Regions from separate parts of the Homo sapiens genome. Here region 1 is linked to region 2. The links are chromatin contacts, found by Hi-C or POLR2A ChIA-PET in ENCODE. All regions are on one chromosome and are shown on one strand. The core of a region is the stretch at or near the end of the contact, and the rest is flanking DNA. Distances in the headings are between cores, read along the strand shown.

Evidence for each region. Hi-C counts contacts between places; a loop is a spot of excess contacts on that map. ChIA-PET counts read pairs that join two places held with the same protein, here RNA polymerase II (POLR2A). Pooled maps may share reads with other maps.
Region 1: a loop to region 2 is called in a map of CD4-positive, alpha-beta memory T cell, with 2.8 times the contacts of the local background. The contact joins two enhancer-like sites. A Hi-C loop is called at or near these places in 5 of 168 maps with a recorded cell type or tissue (CD4-positive, alpha-beta memory T cell, Calu3, endothelial cell of umbilical vein and 1 more), 1 of 37 single-sample maps with no recorded cell type and 8 of 50 pooled maps. POLR2A ChIA-PET finds 5 or more read pairs at or near these places in 5 of 52 experiments (A673, GM12878, T-cell and 2 more).

The regions. Positions count from the first base shown.
Region 1 is chr13:21,434,292-21,437,741 of GRCh38, reverse strand. The region is part of intron 1 of ZDHHC20 (zDHHC palmitoyltransferase 20); the gene reads left to right. Among named protein-coding and RNA genes, the nearest start is that of ZDHHC20, 23 kb to the left of the region's middle. Within about 2 kb of position 1,706, at least 26 of the 41 ENCODE cell types and tissues checked have a DNase peak (open chromatin) inside an H3K27ac peak, as active enhancers do.
Region 2 is chr13:21,398,220-21,401,791 of GRCh38, reverse strand. It overlaps ZDHHC20 (zDHHC palmitoyltransferase 20), which reads left to right. Exons shown (of 13, transcript NM_001330059.2): 6 at 107-139; 7 at 1,299-1,419. Among named protein-coding and RNA genes, the nearest start is that of LINC00539, 55 kb to the right of the region's middle. Within about 2 kb of position 1,876, at least 2 of the 41 ENCODE cell types and tissues checked have a DNase peak (open chromatin) inside an H3K27ac peak, as active enhancers do.

The sequences.
Region 1 (3,450 bases), core at 457-2,956, 36 kb before region 2:
CCAGCCTGGGCGACAGTGTGAGACTCCATCTCAAAAAAAAAAAAAATTCAGTAAAGCATACTGTAAACAGATGTGCTGTCACCCAGGTTTTGTTGTTCCATTTCTAGAGCATAGGCAGAGTGGATTTAGCATAATTCTTCAGAGCCCTAGGGTTTTTGGAACGGTAAATGAGCATTGGCTTCAACTTAAAGTCCCCAGCTACATTGGCTCCTGAGAAGAGTCTCCCTATTCTTTGAAGCTGGACATTGACTTCCTCTCTCTGGCTAGGAAAGTTCTAGGTGACCTCTTCTTCCAATAAAAGACTGTTTCATCTGCAGCGAGCATCTGTTATTTAGTGTAGCCACTGATATGGCGTGGCTCTGTGTCCCCACCCAAATTTCACAGTGTGAAAATGGACTAATATAGCTACCTTCATCAATTATCTCAGCTAGATCTTCTGAATAACTTGCTGCAGCTTTTACATAAAAACTTGCTGCTTCGTCCTGTACTTTTGTGTTATGGAGATGGCTTATTTCCTTAAACCTCATAAATCAACTTCTGCTAGCTTAAGACTTTTTTCCTGCAGCTTTCTCATCTCTCTCAGCCTTCACAAAATTAAAGAGAGTTAGGACTTTGCTCTGAGTTAGGCTTTGGCTTAAGGGAATGTTTGTGGCTGGTTTGGCTCTCTGTCTAGAAAACTCAAACTTTTTTTGTATCAGCCTCATTGCACTTTCTTATTCATCTATTCACTGGAGTAGTACTTTTTTTAAAATTAATTTTTTTTATTATACTTTAAGTTCTAGGGTACACGTACACAACGTGGGCCAAAGTTAGTGCCACTCCACTGGAGTAGTACTTTTAATTTTCTTCAAGAACTTTTCCTTGGCATTCACAACTTGGCTAACTTTGGCCCAAGAGGCCTAGCGTTTATCCTGTCTTGGTTTTTAACATGTCTTTCTCACTAAGCTTAGTCATTTCTAGCTGTTGATCTAAAGTGACAGGTGTGTGACTCTTCCTTTCACCTGAACACTTAGAGGCCATTGTAGGATTATTAATTGGCTTGATTGCAGTATTGTTGTGTCTCCGGAAATAGGGAGGCCCAAGGAGACGGAGAGAGATAGAGGAATGTCTGGTCAGTGGAGTGGTAGAAACACCACATTTATTAAGTTTTCCATCGTATATGGATGCAGTTGGTGGTACTCCAAAACAATTACAATAGTAACGTCACAGATCACTGATCACAGAGCACCAGAGCAGATATTATGATAATGAAAAAGGTTGAAATACTGTGAGAATTAACCAAAATGTGACACGGAGACACAAAGTGAGCACAAAGTGTTGGAAAAATAGCACAGATAGACTTGCTTAATGCAGGGTTGCCACAACCTTCGATTTGTAAAAAACATAATGTCTGCAAAGCACAATAAATCAAAGCACCTTATGAGATGTGCCTATATGTATTTTCAGCAAGAATGTCACAGAAGTAATGCTGTGTCATTATAACATTTTGGGGACCATTAATGTTGATCAACACCCAAGGTAGTGTGTGCTATGTTTCTCCATTCTATAAAGGTACAGTTTTTCTTTGTAATTAATATTCTATTAGACCACCACATCACACGGATTCCTTTTTGAGGAAGGACTTGTTGCTCAGTTTTGGTCAGTGCAGTCAGCAGATAGCTTCCAGCACTTTCTGCATGACTCATATCACCCAAGGTCACACCCTTCCTGGTGCAGCTTGCACACAATGCCTGAGTGAGATGGGGTGGAACTGCCCACTTCAGAGCTCCCTGCCGGTTGCTGAAGCCAGGACTATATTGCAGTGAGATTGCTCCCTTAGCCCAATTATACCTCTTCCCCCTTCCTTTCACATATGCTGGTCCCTAGTAAATACATTGCACCCCAAACTCTGTCTTAGCATCTGATTCCAGAGAACCCAACCTGAGTCATTTCTTATTGGGAGACATTTTGAAACCCTGTGAATAATCTGTTTGTTATTACTTTCACTTACTCCTTTTAGCATCTATTGAGAATTCTTGCTTGAAACAGTTATTACTGTCCTGGTTGCCAAATGGTGGTTTTCTAATTCCATGATTTCTTCTACATTTACTAGTTAGAATTCTACTGTATGGAAGAGATTATCCTTCTCCCATTTACTTATTTATTGATTCACTCACATATATCAGCATGCACCGGCAAATTCTATTTTGTGAATTATAATCTAACACGTATTTTATTGTTCAATTTGTCCCAGATTTGGCCAGTAGGAGCCAGTTTCCATCTTGTTTCTGTGTGCTTTGATGTGTCCTTATTGTTTTTTTAGTACTTCCTTTCTTTCTGGCAATATATTTCAGCATTGTTTGATACTTTTCCTGCCCCTGGAATTGGTCATTTCAACAGGGACCAAGAATGAATATAAAAAATGGAAACATTCAAGCATTAGAAGAAAATATGGGTGGATGATCTTAAGGCAATGAGGAAAGCCTCTAACATCTCAGAATCACCAAGCACAATAGAAAAAACAAACAAACAAAAAAGTAAGCAGATGTTTCACAGGAAAAAAAAAATGAAAATGACACATAAGCATAAGAAAAGATACTGACCCTCACTTATAAGATAAATACGAGGTAAAATTATCCTGCCATACCAAAAGATTGAAAACTTCATTGAGTAGACTGCAGAGAAACAGTCAGTTTCATTCATTGCTGGTAGAAGTATAAAATGGTACAACCCGTATAAAAGGGTTTTTGCAAAAAGCTAAAGACATGGTGGACAGATTTACTTTTGGTTCAGTAATCCCACTGTTAGGAATCTACACTGAAGATAAACTTCCACAAATAAACAACACATGCACAAGGTTATTTATTGCAACATTGTAGTGGCAAAGGATTGGCGACAACACAGATGCCCATCAATAGAAGGCTGATTGTATAACTGGAATATCCACACAACGGAATATTGTGCAATGCTTTAAAAAAAAAAAAAGGATGTCTCTGTGTGCTAATGGGTAGCGATTTCTAGAATTTGTAGGACATTTCACAAGACATCTGGCCTGATCTTTTCAAAAAGTCATCATCATATGGATTTAGGGAAGATGGTGGTAATAGTACATTATTTTTGAGTCACTCCAAATCACTGCATAAAAACAGAACATGAACAGTATCTGTAGCAAAACTAGTTTGCTAGAGAATGACAATGAGCTTCAGACAACCAAATTGACTGCAGAGATACAAATTAAACTCTAATATGAACATTAAATATTTATTTTCTTGTGGACCCAAGACTAAGACTAAATGAGGAATAATGTTTGTAATGGATACTATATGCTTTAACAATTTTGATTCAGCACAACTACTAGAGAATGGAGAGAGAATATATGAAAAAATTATTCAAACTTTTAAGTAATCATATTACTGGCAGTGTTATTGTCATTATCTCGAGATTATTGGGTAAGCAATATGGGGTATTCTA
Region 2 (3,572 bases), core at 627-3,126:
GATGTAGTTGTAAAGGGAATTTTAAGTCAAATAAAAGAAAATTATGAGAAGTTAGAATTAGAAGAATTTTTCTGCATGGATTTTCTTATGCTTGTTTGTTTCCTAGATGTATTCTTAAGATGGATCATCACTGTCCTTGGTATGTATAAAAAAACAGAAGAAATTGCATTGGTGGTGAGAGAGAGAATTTAGAGTAACTTCAGTATTCCTAAATTTTGAAGGCCAGTTTACTCATAGATATTAAGATTGATCTCTTTACATATATGCATAGATTTGTATGTAAACAGTTATATTAAATGGTTTCTATTAAAATATCTGCTGAAATTAACCCAAATAACAATGTATTAAGAATTAACATTAAAATTCCACATTCCTTATGGAATTTATTAAATACAAACATTCACAATTAAGACACCACTCAACTTCCCAGATGACCCATTTCTAGGTAATAATGATTAAGTTTTCTAGTTTTCTGATTTGTCTTTCTTTGTGTTTGTTTTGTTTTATTTTATTTTTGAAACAGGGTCTCTGGTTGCCCAGGCTGTAGTACAGTGGCATGATCTTGTCTCACTGCAGCCTTGACCTTCTGGGCTCAGGTGATTCTTCCACCTCAGTCTCTCAAGTAGCTGGGACTGCAGGCATGCACCACCACGCCTGGCTGATTTTTTGTATTTTTAATAGAGATGGGGTCTCTCCATGTTGCCCATGCTGGTCTTGCACTCCTGGGCTTAAGCAGTCCACCCGCCTTGGCCTCCCAAAGTACTAGGATTACAGGCATGAGCCACTGCACTCGGCCCAATTTATTTTTTTTAATTATTATGTTTTAATTGTTTTAAAAAACATCGAAGAGGTCAGGAGTTCAAGACCAGCCTGGGCAACATGGTGAAACCCCATCTCTACTAAAAATACAAAAATTAGCCGGCTGTTGTGTTGGGCGCCTGTAATCCCAGCTACTTGGGAGTCTGAGGCAGGAGAATCACGTGAACCTGGGAGGCAGAGGTTGCAGTGAGCCGAGATTGTGCCACTGCACTCCAGCCTGGGCAACAGAATGAGACTCCCATAAGATGTACCATGTTAACCATTTCTTAGGGTACAGTTCAGTAGTGTTAAGTATGTTCAAATTGTTGTGCAATTAATCTCCAGAACTTTTTCATCCTGCAAAACTGAAATTTTATTCGCATTAAAAAGCTCCCCTTCCCCACACCACACCAGCCCCTGGCAGCCTCCATCCTACTTTCTATTTCTGTGAATTTGTGATTTGTCTTACTTTTATAATGTGGCTTTCTTTATTTTTCCAGGGTGAATAACTGTGTGGGATTTTCTAATTACAAATTCTTCCTGCTGTTTTTATTGTATTCCCTATTATATTGCCTTTTCGTGGCTGCAACAGTTTTAGAGTACTTTATAAAATTTTGGACGGTAAGTCTTTTTTTCTATCTTGAAACATGTATTTAAGACTTTAAGATGCTATCTTCCTAATAAATTACTTTATTTTTTATGACAAGTAGATATACTTTAATTTTACAAGTTAGAGTTTTATAAATCCATCAGAGGACAGATAGGGCTACAATTTACTTTCATATACACATGTTTATTTGTAAATAAATGTGTATTAAACAGGATATAGTGAGCCTCTTTTAGTGATCCAAATTATTTTCACCCACATTCTAACAAAGACATATTCATTTTAGGGAGGTAAATTGCTTTTCTTTGAGTTGGTGAGACTTACTGCAATTTTATAGTAATAAAATCTATAAAGACAGGAAGCAGTTTAGTGGTTGCCTCAGCCCCAGGCAGCCACTAAACTGCTTCCTGTCTTTATAGATTTTACAGCATTTCTTAAAATGGCAAATGAATGAAAACAATCAAATGTCTTATCAACTGAGGTCCCCTGAAACTATGACACATCTATACAAAGGAATGCAATGCAGCTTAAGAAAGAATAAGGAAGCTCTTTATAACAAATGATGTGAAGTGATCTTTGAGATCTTTTATTAACGTGAAAAAAACAAGGTACGGAAGAATGCATATAGTATGCTGCCGTTTCTACAGCAAAATAACATGTATATATATTTGTATATGTTTTATCTGGAAGAATGCAGTAAAAAATTCTTAACTGGTTGCCTCTGGGGAGGGCACTTAGAAGGGAGACATGCTTTCTACAGTTATCCTTTGGATTTTGTATAACATGGACAAATAGTAATATATTCAAAACAGATAAATATAGCTTTAAAATTTTTTTTAGTATGGAAGTATATATTTTTTGAGGAAAAACTACCAAAAACATTGAAAGTAACTGCCTCTTGGAAGTGGGAGAACTGCTGTTTTTCATTAATAGCTTTTTAGCATTATTTTAATTTTCTCTGTGCATGTGCCATTTTTTAAAAATTTAGAAATTATTTTATATTTTATTTTATTTTTATTTTTATTTGATTTTATTTTTATTTGAGACGGAATCTTGCTTGGTCACCCAGGCTGGAGTGCAGTGGCGCGATCTCATCTTACTATAACCTCTGCCTTCTGGGTTCAAGCGATTCTCCTGCCTCAGCCTCCCTGAATAGCTGGGATTATGGGTGCTCCACCACAATGCCTGGGTAATTTTTGTATTTTTAGTAGAGACAGGGTTTCACCATGCTGGCGAGGCTGGTCTCGAGCTCCTGACTTCAAGTGATTTGCCCGCCTTGGCCTCCCAAAGTGCTGGGATTACAAGTGTGAGCCACTGCACCTGGCCAAGAAATAATTTCAAAATAAATGAACATTTTCTCCTTCATTTAAACTCTCTTTAAATTTCAAGATAATATTAATTCCTTTCTCTTTCCCCTTCAGCCCTTTAAATATAGGTTCAGTCCTGGGCTGTCTCACTGTTGGTTCTTTCTACTGTGTTTCTGGGTTGTTGCGTGTCCCCCTGTGGCATTCACAATTGCTGTTCCTAGCCCTAGCGCTCACATGGGCTGAGCCCATTCCCCTGTTTCCAGTTGCTATTTATTGAACCAGTAGACATGAGGAAGACACCATAAAAATCAGCACGTCTCAAACCAACCTCATTTTCATTTCACTGTTCTTTCTATGTTTATCTGATTGATTGGGAACAACATCTTTACAAATCTTATCAGTTTCCAAGCTAGAAAAATTAATAGCATCTTGGAACTATTGTTATTCCTGTATGAAACTGAGGTATAGAATCAGGGTGGTATACTAGGGGAAAAAAATGAGCTTTCTTTACATGTAAATGCCATGTATGTATTTATTTGCCAGAATCTAAGCTCCATGAGAGCATGAATATTTGTTTATTTTGTTTGTTTATGTTTCTTTCCTTTTTTTTTTTTTTGAGACGGAGTCTCGCTCTGTTGCCCAGGCTGGAGTGCAGTGGCGCGATCTTGGCTCACTGCCAGCTCCGCCTCCCGGGTTCATGCCATTCTGCTGCCTCAGCCTCCCGAGTAGCTGGGACTACAGGCACCCGGCACCTCGCCCGGCTAATTTTTTGTATTTTTAGTAGAGACGGGGTTTCACCGTGTTAGCCAGGATGGTCTCGATCTCCTGACCTCGTGATCTGCCCGCCTCGACCTCCCAAA